Linked DNA regions of Homo sapiens: region 2 is linked to region 1. Evidence: chromatin contacts called from ENCODE Hi-C or POLR2A ChIA-PET data. All regions are on one chromosome and are shown on one strand. The core of a region is the stretch at or near the end of the contact, and the rest is flanking DNA. Distances in the headings are between cores, read along the strand shown. Region 1 overlaps LINC02177 (long intergenic non-protein coding RNA 2177). Region 2 holds the start of LINC01177 (long intergenic non-protein coding RNA 1177).

What was found. Hi-C counts contacts between places; a loop is a spot of excess contacts on that map. ChIA-PET counts read pairs that join two places held with the same protein, here RNA polymerase II (POLR2A). Pooled maps may share reads with other maps.
Region 2: a loop to region 1 is called in a map of heart right ventricle, with 17 times the contacts of the local background. The contact joins the promoter of LINC01177 here to the enhancer-like site in region 1. A Hi-C loop is called at or near these places in 9 of 168 maps with a recorded cell type or tissue (Right ventricle myocardium inferior, Right ventricle myocardium superior, cardiac septum and 2 more) and 8 of 50 pooled maps. POLR2A ChIA-PET finds 5 or more read pairs at or near these places in 1 of 52 experiments (activated CD4-positive, alpha-beta T cell).

The regions. Positions count from the first base shown.
Region 1 is chr16:9,365,321-9,373,151 of GRCh38, reverse strand. The region is part of intron 1 of LINC02177 (long intergenic non-protein coding RNA 2177); the gene reads right to left. Among named protein-coding and RNA genes, the nearest start is that of LINC02177, 14 kb to the right of the region's middle. Within about 2 kb of position 2,896, at least 3 of the 41 ENCODE cell types and tissues checked have a DNase peak (open chromatin) inside an H3K27ac peak, as active enhancers do; they include heart left ventricle and heart right ventricle, where a contact is called at or near this core.
Region 2 is chr16:9,441,238-9,449,068 of GRCh38, reverse strand. LINC01177 (long intergenic non-protein coding RNA 1177) reads left to right here and starts at 4,084. Exons shown (of 4, transcript NR_126397.1): 1 at 4,084-4,136; 2 at 4,917-5,084; 3 at 6,475-6,565; 4 at 7,552-7,775. It overlaps LINC01195 (long intergenic non-protein coding RNA 1195), which reads left to right. Exons shown (of 5, transcript NR_126349.1): 3 at 1,027-1,160; 4 at 2,840-2,898; 5 at 3,001-3,056.

The DNA of each region.
Region 1 (7,831 bases), core at 1,647-4,146:
GCTTGAGGGGGCCCTCTGCAGACAGACTCTGCCATGGGCCACACTCCAGCTGTGTAGCTTCGAGCAAGTAACTTCATGGCTCTCAATTCATTCTCCTCATCTAAAGATCGGGGGGAAGGATAGTACTTGTGTCGTGAGATTGATGTGAAGGTTAAAATTAAGAGTTAACCTATAAAACATCCCTCAGCAGTGTCACTGTGACATAGTGTCAATAGCCAGCCTGTTTGTGGTCCATTTATCTCTCACTCACCCCCTCTACAGCCATCAATCATACCAAATTAGAGAATGTATTTTGAAAACTCCATACTGAGTGCCAGAGCAGGGAGCATGTTGGTCACCAGGTTAAAGGCTCAGGACTCAGGCTTTTTTTTTTTTTTTTTTTTTTTTTTTTTTTTTTAACAGGATCTCACTCCAGTTGATCAGGCTGGAGTGCAGTGGCACAATTTCAGTTTACTGCAGTCTTGCCCTCCTGAGCTCACGCAATTCTCCCACCTCAGCCTCCTGAGAAGCTGGGATTACAGGCGCACACCACCACGCCTGACTAATTTTTTGTATTTTTAGTAGAGACAGGATTTCGCCATGTTGCCCAGCTTGAATTCCTGGACTCAGGAGTTCAAGTGTGCCTACCTCAGCCTCCCAAATTGCTGGAATTACAGGTGTGAGTCACCGCGTCCAGCTTTATGCAATTTTATATTGAGCCTTGACAGAAAGAGTACTCCATAGGGCAATGGCTCTTAACTGCAGGTGATTTTTGCAGCATCTGAACATTTGGCAATGTGTGGGGGCATTTTTGATTGTCACAGCTGAGGGGGTGCTACTGGCATCTAATAGATAGGTTCTACAGAAGCTGCTGAACATCCTGCAATGCATGGGACAGCCCCCTACAACAAGGAACTGTCCAGCACAAAATGTCAATAGTGCTCAGATTGAGAAACCCTGATCTAGACACTGCTAGATCTTGGTAGAATGAACACAGACTTTTTGGAGTCAGGTAAACCTAGACTTAAATTCCCATCATGCCACTTACTAGCTTATGGCCTTAGACAAATCACTTAACATCTCAAAGATGACACCTTCCCAGAGTATGTTGCTCAGGATTAGAAGAAGCAAAACATCAGCACCTAGAAAAATGACTAGCACATGGCACATGCCCCAGACATTTGTGATTGCCACCCAACAGCCATTCTCGAACTGCCTTACTGCTCTGGACACTGACATGAAAGACGTGATGACGGTGCAGCAGCAGCTATTTTGGCTCCGAGAGGGAGAAGGCAAAAAAGGCTAAGAGAGGCTGATGCGGAGCCCAGGCGCCATGGAATCAACCCTGGATCCAACTCCTCTCGAGTTCTGTTACGTGAGAAATAATGTGTCATTAGTTAAGCTGCTTTTAATTTCTTTTACAGCACACTTTTTAATTTTTTATCTATTTATTTTCAATAGTTCTTGGGGTACAAGTGGTTTTTGGTTACATAAATGAATTATATAGTGATGAATTCTGAGATTTTAGTGCACTCATCACACAAGTAGTGTACATTGTACCTAACGTGTAGGTTTTTTCCATCCCTGGCCCCCCTACACTCTCACACTTTAAAGTCCCTGAAGTCCATTATACCACTCTGTATGCCTCTGCGTACTCATAGCTCAACCTCCCGCTTTTAGTGAGAACATGCGGTTTTTGGTTTTCTACTCCTGTGTTACTTCACTTAGAATAATGGCCTCCAGATCCATCCAAGTCGCTGCAAAAGACATGATTTCATTCCTTTTAATGGCTGAGTCATATTCCGTGGTGTATATATACCACGTTTTTCTTTAGCCACTCAATCCATGGGCACTTGGGTTGGTTCCGCATCTTTGCAATTGTAAATTACGCTGCTGTAAACACACATGTGCAAGTGTCTTCTTCATATAATGACTTCGTCAAGCTGCTTTTAGTTGGTATCTCTTATTGACACCTTCACTCATTCGAATCACTACCATACAAACTCAATAAATGTTTATAGATCAATAAATGGTTTTATATGTCTGGTATATAGTAGGTGTTTTAAGCAGTGGTTGAGGTATCCTGGCCAGGCAAGAAATAACTTTTTTTTTTTTTTTTTTTTTGAGACAGAGTTTCACTCTTGTTGCCCAGTCTGGAATGCAATGGCACCGTCTCAGCTCACTGCAACCTCTGCTTCCTGGGTTCAAGTGATTCTCCTGCCTCAGCCTCCCAAGTAGCTGGGATTACAGACACCCACCACCACACCCAGCTAATTTTTGTATTTTTAATAGAGACAGGGTTTCACCATGTTGGCCAGGCTGGTCTCAAACTCCTGACCTCAGGTGATCCGCCTGCCTCAGCCTCCTAAAGTGCTGGGATTACAGGCATGAGCCACCATGCCAGGCCAAGAAATAACTTTTGGTTGCACATTGCTAGTTGCCATTGGATGTCAGACACATTTCAGAATCCGTATGATCCGATAAGTGGGCAGAGAAAACAGGTTTAAGGAGACAGGGAACAGCAAGAAGGAGAGGTTGTCAGTCTGTGGTTTTCTATAAATGGATTATTCTTCCCCACCCACATCTTACAAGCCACAGTGACCATTCTGTGTCTAACAAGCAGTCTGTCATTTGGGGAAGAGGGATTACAACCCTCTCTTTCCTTGTAACAGCTGTGATAATGCAGCCCAACTGCCCGCTTAGGTGGCAATCAGTCATTCGAGGTCATGGAGGCCCTGCACGGAGCCACTTGTGAAGAAGCTGTCGGACAAGGAGACCTGGAAGAAAATGTGTGATAGCAAAGTGTCAGGCAGCGATGTGACAGCTGGCTTCGTTTCCCCCAGAGAGCTATTGTCATGGAAAGCTCTGCTCAGCCCTGAAACAAGATAACTTCATCAAGTCAGAACTGCTGGGAGAAGTGCTTTTGGCTTGAAGCAACCTATCTGAGAAAAGGCGGCAAAGAGGTGGGAGCGGTCGGAGGAGTGACCACAGGGATTTGACTGGGAGTTTCCTTTATAACAAACCTTGTTAAAGTGAGAGGGAGGGAGTAGCATGGAATAAGGGTTGGCTAGGGGCCAGGCAATCATTTACCTCTGTTATTCTTACAACCTCCATTTGTCCAGTGCAATACTTCATAGTTGCCAGACACTGAGATCAACACTTTACAGAAACCCTCTGTATTGGTTTGCTGGAGTTTTGTAACAAGGTGGCTCAAACAACAGAAATTTATTCTCTCCCAGCTGTGGAGGTCAGAAGTTGAAAATCAAGGTGTCAGCAGGGGTGATTCCTTCTGAGGGCTATGGGGGAGACTCCACTCTGTTCCAGGCCTCTCTCCTTGGCTTGTAGATTGCTGTCTTCTCCCTGGATCTCTTCACTTCCTTCTGTGCATGTCTCTGTATCCAAATTTCCACTTCTTATAAAAGCACCAGTCTTACTGATTAAAGCCCACCCAAATGGCCTCAACTTAACTTCATTACTTCTGTGAAGACAAGATCTCCAGTAAGGTCCTATTTCCAGGGGTTAGAACATCAGTAGATGCATCTGGAGATGATACAATTCAACTCACAACACCCTCTTATTCAATGCTTACAACGTCGGTAAGAGGAAAGGCCTACAAGAGTCATTTAATCCCTTTGGGAGGCCAAGGCAGGCGGATCACGAGGTCAGGAGATCGAGACCATCCTGGCTAACACAGTGAAACCCCGTCTCTACTAAAAATACAAAAACAAAATTAGCCAGGTGTGGTGGCGGGCACCTGTAGTCCCAGCTACTTGGGAGGCTGAGGCAGCAGAATGGCGTGAACCTGGGAGGCGGAGCTTGCAGTGAGCCGAGATCCTGCCACTGAACTCCAGCGTGGCAGCCTGGGCGACAGAGCGAGACGCCGTCTCAAAAAAAAAAAAAAAAAGTCATTTAAGAGAAAGACCTATCAAAGTCATTTAAGGGAAAGGAAACAGACTCAGAGGGGCTGTGACACTGGCCTGACATCATGCCAGCCTCCTTTCCTATTTGCATACAATGGGTGCTACAATTATGTCATCATGCACTACACACATCCCACTAAAGTGTGAGTCCCATGAGGGAAGAGATTTTATCCCTTTTGTTCACTGATGTTTCTCTAACACCCTGCACAGTGCCTGACACATTTAGAAAGGACCCAACGAGTATTTGTTGAACAATGAATGAATGAATGCAGGATTCATTGACCAGTTCTAGGAGCTTTTTGGATGAGTGTTTGGGATTTTCTAGGTACACAATCATATCATCAGCGAGCAGCGGCAATTTGACTTCCTCTTTACCGATTTGGATTGTTTATAGCAGCACAATTTGCAATTGCAAAAATACAAAACCAGTCCAAATGCCCATCAATCAACAAGTAAATAAAGAAAATGTGATATATATATATCACATTTATATATATATAAACACACACATATATATACATGTATATATACACACATGTATACATATATACACACACATATATACATATATATATACACACACACACATATATATATACACACAAACACACCATGAAATACTACTCGGCCATAAAAAGAAAAGGAAATAATGGCATTTGCAGCAACCTGGATGGAACTGGAGACTATTATTCTAAGTGAAGAAACTCAGGAATGGAAAATCAAATTTTGTGTGTTCTCATTCATATGTGGGAGCTAAGCTATAAGGACAAAAAGGCATAAGAATGATAGATTGGACTTTGGGAACTCAGGGGAAAGGGTCGGGGGTGCTGAGGGATAAAAGACTACACATTGGGTACAGTGTACACTGCTTGAGCGATGCGTGCACCAAAGTCTCAGAAATCACCACTAAAGAACTTATTCGACGGGCACGGTGGTTCATGCCTGTAATCCCAGCACTTTGGGAGGCCGAGGCTTGCAGATCCAGCCTGGCCAACATGGTGAAACTCCATCTTTACTAAAGATACAAAAATTAGCCGGGCATGGTGGTGGCCGCCTGTAGTCCCAGCTACTGGGGAGGTTGAGGCAAGAAAATCACTTGAACCCGGGAGATGGAGGTTGCAGTGAGCCAAGATCGTGCCGCTGTACTCTAGCCTGGGCAACAAGAGTAAGATTCCATCTCAAAAAATGAAAGAAGTTATTCATGTAAATTCATGTAACCAGACACTACCTGTTCCCCCAAAAACCTACTGAAATTAAAAACATATAAACAAATAAATAAATATATAAATATATAAATAAAAATAAAAGAACGTGGGTAGCAAACTATAGCATGGAGATTCAGTCTTACTTGTCTGACTCATAGTAAATGAGTAAATGCTCATAGCTGTCATAAAGCCTGCCTCCCTCCCCCTTACTCCCCACCACAGCAGCGTTCACATCTCACCAGCAAGGAAACTGAGACTCAGAGATGATTCCTGATTTGCTGGGATCACACAGCTAAGTCACATCTTGAGGTTAAACACAACTCCATCATCAACTTCCGTGCAGAATAATTTTAAGCGAGGAGTCATGAACACAAATGCTCTTGAGAGCCAAGCAGCTGACATAAATGCATAACCAGGGCTGAGACAATATGGAGTGGTGGGGACTGGGGCAACCTAGAAAGACAAGTTTCAGCTGAAAGAGATAGCTGCTTGTTTGAGGGAAATTTACAGCCTTCTCCCAGATAGATCTCAATTTAATTCATAGGTAATTTTATGAGGCATTTTGTAAAAAGCCTCATGATGTGTAGCTCCAAAAGGTACAGGTTAGTCAAGGGATTTTTCAATAATGTCCCTTTTGTTCTCTACTAAAGACAGTGTTATTCTGTAATTAAACAGGTTTTTGTTACACTGGGTTATCAGCCTACTGCAGTGAGATCTTCCTCCCTAAGGTGCTTTAGAGGTCTGAGATGAATAGGAGACCGCACAGCTGCACTCCTACCTCATCCTAGGGAGCAGCATGAAGAAACAGGTTTATCTGTGTGGTAGACAGAATAATGTCCCCAAAGATGTTCACTTCCTGATCCCCAGACCCCCTGAATGTGTCACCTTACGTGGCAAAGAGACTTTGTAGATGTGGTTAAGATAAAGATCCTGAGATGGGGAGAGAATCCTGGACTATCCAGGTGGGCCCACTGTGATCACGAGATCTTTACAATGGAGAGGGGAGGCAAGATGGTCCAAGTCTGAGTGAGAAGCACTCCACCTGCATTGCTGGCCTTGGAGATGGAAGGAGAGCCAAGGAATTCAGGCAGCGTCTAGAAGCCAGAAAAGCTGAGGCCACAGACCCTCCCTGGAGCCTTCAGAAGGAGCCCAACCCTGCCAACAGCTTAACTTTAGCCCAGTGAGTCCCATTTTGGATGCCTGCCTCTCCAGAGTTGTGAGATAACAAATCTATATTGTTTTAAGCCACTAAGATTGTGGTGACTTGTTACAGCACCAACAGGAAACTGATACAAGTCTGTAACTGACATCCAGGGACATATCTGAGTCACTCTTTCTCCCTCTGCAATACCCAACTGTCAGTGATGATGTCCCAGGACCACATTTCCTTGTCTCTAAATTCCCCAATTCAGTCCCCCGCTGCCCCCCAAAATGCCCATAGCCCCCAAATCTGCTCTTCCCACAGTCTTCCTCATCTGTTATTTCTCCTCCATCCAGTTATTCGGGCCAAAAGTCTTGCAGTCATTCTCAACTCTTCCTTCTCTCTCTTTGGTATCCCAGGTCCCACGTATCAGCAAGTCAACATCCAGAATCCAACCATGTCTCTCCACCCCCACCTCCACACCTGGTCCAGGCCACCATCACCTCTCACCTGGACACATCACGGTAGCTCCTGACCCATCTTTCCCTTCCATGTGTATCTGTATGTTATTTTACACGCAAAAGACAGAGTGTTAGATTATCTTCTGCTGCTGCCCAACCTTGCCAAGGACCTCACATCACACTCCTCACCACAAGCACCCAGATCCTACTGGACATGGCCCCTGCCCTCTCCTCCCACCTCATGTGCCAGCACCACCCCATTCCTCACCATGCTTTGTGGTCAAGGTTCCTCACGGCCTGCAAATACACCAAGAGCATGCTGACCTCAGGGCCTTCGCACCTGCTGCCTAAACATGCTTTTTTTTTTTTTTTAAGAGATAAGGTATTGCTCTGTCACCCAGGATGGAGTGCAGTGGTTCATTCACAGCTCACTGCAGCCTTGACCTCCTGGCCCCCAGCGATCCTCAGCCTCCTAAAAGCACTGAAATTGCAGGTGTGCACCACCACGCCTGGCTCTACTGCCTAAATACTCATATTCACTCCCTCCAATCAGACCTCTAGCTATAAGTCAGATGCCCTAACCTCTGTATCTAAATCAGGTCTCCCCACCCCATCCTCACCTCTAGTCTTCTTCCCTCTTCCTGTTTTACCTTCTATCCTGGCCCTTCTCTCTCCCTAATTCTGTAGCATATATTTCATACATTTGTTTATCACATCTCCCCTTCCATTCTCTGCCAGAACATAGTTATTACTACAAAGTAATAAGCTTGCAAAATTTCTCATAATAAAGTGCAAGATGCTGAGACTCCAGAACAACCCAGACTGAGCCTCTCCCCCTATTATAACTTACATAAATTATGTCAGAGAACACAGTGTCTGAGCCTTCCTGCACCAGCCTCTCCTGGGGACTGTTTTGGTCCACGCTGTTTGCTCATGGATTAGATCAGCACTGTCACATGGAAGGTGGCCCTGTGCCCTCTTGGCTTCTTCTGCAGGATTGCCCAAGGGTTTCTGGCAACCACAACTCATCTCCAGCTATGCTGGAATATGAACACAAGGTTGCCAGATCTCTGGGTTCTTTTTTTTTTTTTTTAAAGAAGTTGTAGTCTGGATTTTTATGTGGAA
Region 2 (7,831 bases), core at 2,835-5,334, 75 kb before region 1:
TCCCTTCCTGTATCTTCTGTCTTAGGAAATGAAACCATGACTTCCATCATCATCTCACAATAAACCTGGCAATTATGTCCGACACTCCCTTTCTCTTGTTCCCGAACACTCTCTCACTCACAAATTCCTATGGATTTTACCTTATAAATGTTTTTGATACTCTCAAAGCCCTGACTTCACCACTACATAATCTAGGCATATAACAAAATTACACTGGTACCCCATAAATTTATACAAATTTTAAAATATATTTCTTGAGCATGTCTACTTCTGTGCATCATCCCCTCAGCTCATGAGATTGTCTCCCATGTCACCAGGACCATTATTGTTGTTTCCTAACTTCCACTATTGGCCCCTTTAGTTAACTCTCCATTTTTAAAAGATCTTTCATGCTTTTTTTTTTTTTTTTTTTTTTTTTGAGACAGGGTATTATTCTGTCACCCAGGCTGGAGTGCAGTGGGGTAATCATGGCTCACTGCAGCCTCGGCCTCCTGGGCTCAAGTGATCCTTCCAAGTCAGCCTCCCAAGTAGCTGGAAAGAGGTGTGCACCACCATGCCCAGCTATTTTTTTTTAATATTTTTGTAGAGATGGGAGTCTCACTATGTTGCCCAGGCTTCGTATTCAACTCCTGGCTGAAGTCCTCCCACTTCAGCATTCCAAAGTGTTGGGATTACAGGCATGAACCACTGCACCCACCTATTTCATACCTTTTCTTTGTTTGTAAAATCAAGTTCAAAATCTACAACATGCCCCTCAGGGGCAGCCTGATTGTCTCCTTCTCCCCCTCCAGCTTCACCCTAGGATCTTTGTCTTCCCTCTTGCTTCAACCACGCATATCTGTCTCCTCTGTGAGCCAGATTCTTTCATCGCAAGGTCTTTCCACATGCTCTTTCCTCTGCCTGGAATGTTCCTTTAGCCCCATCTCCCCAACCCACCCACAGGGCTCACACTCATCTTTCAAACTTCATCTTCACTGTCATTTCCTTCAACCTCCTACCTGACTTGCTTCCCTTTGTCAATCTCAGAGCACCGATGGATTTTGCCTTGTAATTACCTGTATGAGTGAAATCATGTTCAAAGACTGTCTCTCCTGATAGAACGTGAAGGTCAGGACACGCTTGTAATCCCAGTGCCAAGAACGGAGCCTGGCACAAAGCAGGTATTCAATGAATGTGTACTGAGTGAACAAACAAGTAAATCATCACCATTGTTGTTATAAAGTCACTGCCCTCTGGAGATTTCAGTTCCCTCTTATGAGCATCCCATTCTGTGAGATTTTATTTTGTTTATGAAATGTTCTGCTCTACTCCCTTGAACCTAGCAGGTTTCAATTTGGCTTTCCTTCCATTCTTCCCAGACTCATGTGGGACAGACCTTAATGCATGCATTTGGCTCTAATAAACTCAGTTCCAAGGTATTTGAACTTCCTGCTATTCTGGGGTGGCACTGTTACGAAAAGGGGAAAAATCACTGTCCTCTAACAATTATTATCACTGTTATTGCCATTTGAGCTAGAAGCCACCTAAGCAGCTTCTGAAAACATTTCAGTTAAAGAACCTACAGTGTGCCTGAGTCTGTTTTTTATTTTTAAATTTTTCTCTGGAGCTTCCTGGACCCAATCACCCAGAGATGGTAGAAGGGCCCTGGTGAAACATACCAGCCCTGAGGTGCCTCATGACTGACAGATCTTTGCAGCTATGGGCCAGCTGCCATCTGCCAAGTGGCCTCCAAGGGCTCCTGCCAAGAAAGGAGAGGCTCGAGGGAGCAGGAATTGAAAATAACTTAGTATACACAACACACATACACACACAGTCTTATCAATACCCTTGGCTCATTTCAGACGTTGAGCTGTAAATATCAAATCCTCAAGGGTATTTCAAAAATAATTGCATTAGAGCAGGTCTGTTGGGTCCACGCCCCTTAAAGATAAAATAAACCTCACCCCATCATGTGCCCTCACCCATAAACAGATGACAGGGAACTCCATAGAAACTCAGTCTATATTTATGCTGAAGCTCTGTTCTTCCTGATGAGACTCTCCATTACTCCAATAGGATTTTTCTTTCCTTTAAAAGTGACTCTTGGCTGAGCATGGTGACTCATGCCTGTAATCTCACACTACTTTGGGAGGCCAAGGGGGGCAGATCACCAGAGGTCAGGAGCTCAAGACCAGCCTGGCCAAAATGATGAAACCCCTTCTCTACTAAAAATACAAAAATTACCTGGGTGTGGAGGTGCACACCTGTAATCCCAGCTACTCTACTCTGGTAGCTGAGGCAGCAGAATCGCTTGAACTTGGGAGGCAGAGGTTTTAGTGAGCTGAGATTGCACCACTGCACTCCAGCCTGCGTAACAGAGCGAGATTCTGCTTCAAAATAAATAAATAAATAAATAAATAAATAAATAAATAAATAAATAAAAATAAAAGTGACTCTTGGTCCTGGAATGTCTGGGAAATAGCAGGAAAATGGGCAGAACTTCCTCTAATCAGCCTTCCCTTTTGTGCACTCAGAACCATGATCCCGCTCCCAGCTCCCCTGGACCCCTGCTGAGGTGCCTGCTGCAAATGGATCATGCTCTGTATTTTACAGACGTTGTCTTGGTTGCTGCCATCATAACCCCTCAGGGCCCAGGTCTCACAGTACCCTCCGACAGAGCTATTTAAGCCCCCAAAAGCCCCAGCTGTTTCCATACTTCCACCTCCCAACTCTGAGTCTCAACGATGCTTGCCTCCTCCTCTCAGCATCCCACATCAGATCCCAAGTTACTCAGGATTTATAGGACTCTCAGGAAAGCAGTGAATCACTCCCCCTTTCTCTACGTATTACTCAATCACAGGTTCCGGAACCAGTTACCAATCAAAGGAAGATACCAAATATCTCCAGCCTTTGTCTTGGGTGAGTAGGACTCAGCCAGGTTCTTCAGACAGTGTTGAGAACACAGACCAGTCAAGCTTGCATATTTTCTAAAGATTTACTGGACTCTCTGTACTTTCACAGAAGCAGACAATGGCCCTTCACCAGTAAGACCAAGAGAATAAGAAAAAATAATACAAGTTATGTATTGAATGTTTACCAGTTTTCTAATCACTTCACAGGCCTTACCTTTCATTGAAATTTACAAGATCCTGATGCGTTATGTGGTTGTTGTCCTCCTCATTGTTGCTGCTATTATTTTGCAAGGAGAAAGACTGAGGCTCAGAGTGTTTAATTAATTTACCCTTCCATTGTCAGGCAAATGACAATGCTTTTTTGAAACACGTATCTGTGTTGATTCCAAAACCTGAGCTTTTAAAAGTATTAAAAATAACAAAAGCTGACATTTAATGATCACATTACCGAATGCTAGGCGCTAAGCTAAGCATTTAACATGCCTTCTATTCTTTCCTGTAATGATCCCACGAGGTAGGCATCAATATGCCCATTTTAGAGAAGAGGTCACTGAGGTCCAGAACAGCTAAGTATCTGGTCCAAGGACTTATGGCTGATGAGCAGAGAAGCAGGGATTCCAGCCCTAGTCTTCTGACCTCGGAGTCTACTTACCCACAGCACTATGGGAACCTCTACAAAAGTTTTATGGAGGACCTCTGGCCCACAGAGAAGAATTATCTCAAAATGTTTCCCTATGCAGACTCAGTCCTCTGACCAAAACCCAACATCCTACTTTTTTAAATTCAAATCAATAGCAAAAGCAGAGATTGAGATTTGTATCTTTAAGCTACAATTCAAAACTTTGTCTTATTCTTAAAACACATGATAATATACAATCACCTCCAGTGGAGCCACCTAAGCCCCCAGCTGCCCCAGCTACTTCCATACTTTCGTCTCCCAACTCTGAGTCTCCACAATGTTTGCCTCCTACATCAGATCCCAAGTTACTCAGGATTTATAGAACTCTCAGGAAAGCAGTGAATCTCTACCCCTTCCCCTACCTGTTCCTCAATCACAGGTTCTAGAACCAGTTACCAATCAAAGGAGATACTAAATATCTCCAGCCTTCGTCTTGGGTGAATGAGAATCAGCCAGGCAGAGAGGCGTCCTCCAGCAAGGAAGACCAGCTTGTGCCAAGGCCCAGCGGAGACAAGACACAATGGGGTATTTCCGGAGCTGCTTATACTTCAGCATGACACAGCCTGGTAAGTGGGCTGGGAGCACGCAGCCGCTCCTTTGTGAAAGGGCAGGCTCCGAAAGGTGGATTCCCCTGGTGTCCCGTATCCTCGGATTTTGCACCACTCAGTGCCTCCATTCCTGGGCAGCTGTCCTCAGTAGTACCCAGCACAGGCAACTGACCACTGTAGATCAAGACTGTTTCTCCAGATCTTGACTCATCTCAGCCTCAGAGCAAACCATTTCTACATTTGTATAATGCTATTCACCAGAGGCCACTGGTCATGACAGCTGTGACATCTACCCCCATGTTCTTTTGGCTGTCTGGTCAATTATTTTCATCTCAAAGCCCCATAATTTCCCAGGCTGGCACGGTAGCCAGGGCACAGGGTCAGGAATCATATATACCTAGGTTCTAGTCATGCATCTTTTCTTTACCAGCTGTGTGACCTAGGACATGTCACTTTGCTTCTCCAAAACCCAATTGCCTTACCGTTAACTGGGGATTATAAAGCCCTCCTTCCATAGTGTTGCTGTGAGGATTAAATATGCTAACCAAAGACCTGGTATGAAGAAGAGGTCCCATGTGTGTCATTAAGCCCTTTTCCCCTACATAACCAAGTGCATAGTGCATAGACGTAGTGAGACAGTGATTAGACCTTTTGAGCAAGGGAACTTCAAAGAGAGCTCACAGTGTTGCCAGAACTCTCTGAATGGATTCATTTATAGAGAGACTGTAAAGAAAGCACACAAAGCCGTGAACTCAACCCTTCACTTGTCCCTGCTCTTCATATTCAAATGTTGGAAAGACAGGACAAGCCGGACCAACATGCAGGGAAAGGTGACCACAAAGCCAGGTGTGTGAAGGGAATGAGGAAGGGGATTGGGCAGGTGCTCACTGAAGAAAGACATCTCCACAGGGGCCAGCCCACCAACGAACACCTTCTTCCTGATTCCAGCTGAGCCTTGGAAGCCAGGTACTTCCTCTACATGCTATGCTCCTAAGAGTCTGTAGACCCCACCAAAGGTCAAGAAATTGCAAAAAATCTTTATAGACTCTAAAAGAAAGAAAGCTTTTTTTTTTTTTCCTGGAGTGCCATGGTGCGATCTCCGCTCACTGCAACCTCCACCTCCCGGGTTCAAGCAATTCTCCTGCCTCAGCCTCCCGAGTACCTGGGATTACAGGCATGTGCCACCACGCCCAGCTAATTTTTTGGTATTTTTAGTAGAGACAGTTTCGCCATATTGGCCAGGTTGGTCTTGAACTCCTGACCTTGCGATCTGCCCACCTTGGACTCCCAAATTGCTGCGATTACAGGCTATTTTATTATTTTTTTAGAGACAGGGTCTCGCTCTGTTGCCCAGACTGGAGTGAAGTGGCAAAATCATAGCTCACTGCAGCGTCAACCTACCCACCTTAAGCGATCCTCCCTCTTCAGCTTCCTGAATAGCTGGGCCTACAGGCATGTGCCACCATGCCTGGTTAATTTTTTAATTTCTTTTGTAGAGATGGGGGGGGTCTCCCTATGTTGCCCAAGCTGGTCTTGAACTCCTGGACTCAGGTGATCCTCTAGCCTCAGCCTCCCAAAATGAAGAAGGCATTTTAAATATCATAGATCAGGCAGTTTCCCAGAGCAGTTGAGGTCCTCCTTGCTGACACGAGGGTGTAGCTACAGGAGCTGCCTCTGCTTGACTCGTCTGCAGCTCTTCTGGGCTCCCTGCTTCCCTCCTCTCCTTCCTCACCCAGTTGTGAAAGCCCCGTCCTTGTGTTGAGGTGCAGGGACCAAGGTCTTTAGAGTCAGATAGACCTCGGGACAAACTGGGCTCCATCATTTCCTAGTGCTGCATTTCCATTAGTTACCTCATTTCTTTGAGCCTCAGATCATCATCTGTAAACACACAGGGCATAATCATAGCATTTCCCTCTTGGGTTGCTGTGAGGATTAGATAAAATATGAATAAAAAGTCGGTCTTTAATACATGCTAGTTTCCTAGGTACACCTCCCCAGCACAGTGCTAAGTATTCGCAATAACAGCAATAACAGCAGTATTAAATAATCACTAAGCACTAGGCTCCGTGCTAAACACTTCCCAGTTACTGTCTTGCTAATCCTCACCACGGCCCTATGATGTAGGTAATATAAGCGCACTTTTTAGAGTTGGGGAAATCAAGTCTCAGAAAGATTCTGTAGTGCATCTCAGGGTACTGTTGAAAAATATCAAAGTAGGAATTCAAGCCAACACAAACAAGGCAGGCTAAGCTCTAGTAGGCACTGACAATGTGCAGGAACTGCTCTAACTACTTTAAATATATCCTCCCCAAAAGAACTCCATGAAATAAGTACTCCTTTTTCCCCCATTTTACAGAAAAGTGTAGGGGGCAGAGGAAAACTTCCCCTTTACTCTCTGATTGTTCACTGAAAATCAACAGACCAAAGGCAGATTAAGAGAAGAAAAGGTATGCAGAATTGTATTTTAACATGCATAGTGTGGGAAAATTGCAGGAGAATGATTACCGAATAACCCGGTGGGGCACAGATGTTTATATACTCTTCATAGGGGAAGAGGAGATGGGGGAAGTGTGGCAATTTGAGGGACAGTGAATGATGTTTAGGGGGAAATGAATGGAGTTGGAGAACACACAACGGCCTCAGACAAAGTCTCTTGGGCCCACAGCGCAGCCAATGGCTGGTGACGAAAGTCTGTGCAGGTGTATTAACAGACTTCCATCTTTCCTTCTGCAATATAAGTTAAGACTGTGAAAACTTGGGGAAGACAGTTGTGTTTTTGGCAGGTCTGGTTTCTAGGTAGATAAGAGAACTTCAGAGAACAACTTTATCCTGTGCTTTGGGAGAGACAGAGGATGGAGAGTTGGGACGAGGGAAAGTCAGAGAGACCGTGAGGCTACTTCTTTAGTTCAGTACATCAAAGCGCAGTATTTGGGGGTATTGGTTTCTGAGCCCCAACAAAAAGAAACAAGCTCAGAGGCTAAATAACTAATAGATTCTCCCAGCTAACAGGAGGTGGAACCAGAATTCAAACCTACATCTCCCCAATTCTAGAGCTTATTGTTTTCTTCTCTATGTTCTGCTGCCTCTTCTATGCAGTTAAATAAAAGAGAAGGTTACATTTTTTAGCAAGTGCCAAATGAAAAGACAGGCAATTTATACTCTGAGAGTTCAAAGGAAGGAGACATCAGTGAAGGATGGAGAGATGTGAGCCCTTGCTCTGTTACCTGAAATTTTATTTCACCTCTGTGAGCCTCAGTTTCCTTAAGTGAGACAAGGAAATGATAGTGCTCATTTCAGAGGGTGAGGGTGTCATATGAATGAGTACAGAGGAGCTTGATGCATGTTTCTTAGAAGATTTGCATGGGGGGGACCCTTGCTGTGGTCCAAGGAGTGGTGTTCCTTTTCTCCTTGCCTTCCCTTTCTGTGTTTGTAGGGAGAAAGCCCTAAGACCTGTGAAAATGAAGATGTGCTGTCTGACTCCCTCAGCCTGCCCACAGAAGCAATTCAAAGGCCTCAAATAATTGTCTCAAAAGAAGCAATTTGGAGAAAGTACATTACAGGAGGAAAGAAAATTGCCTAATCCTCATTCTGCTGAGTCCTCAATTTGCAAAAGCTCGGAATCAAAATAATGAGGAAATAAACATGAGGGCCGTTCCAGGGCTGGTTCTCCTGTGAATGCCTGTCAATCACTCAACTGGAAGACTCCACCTATC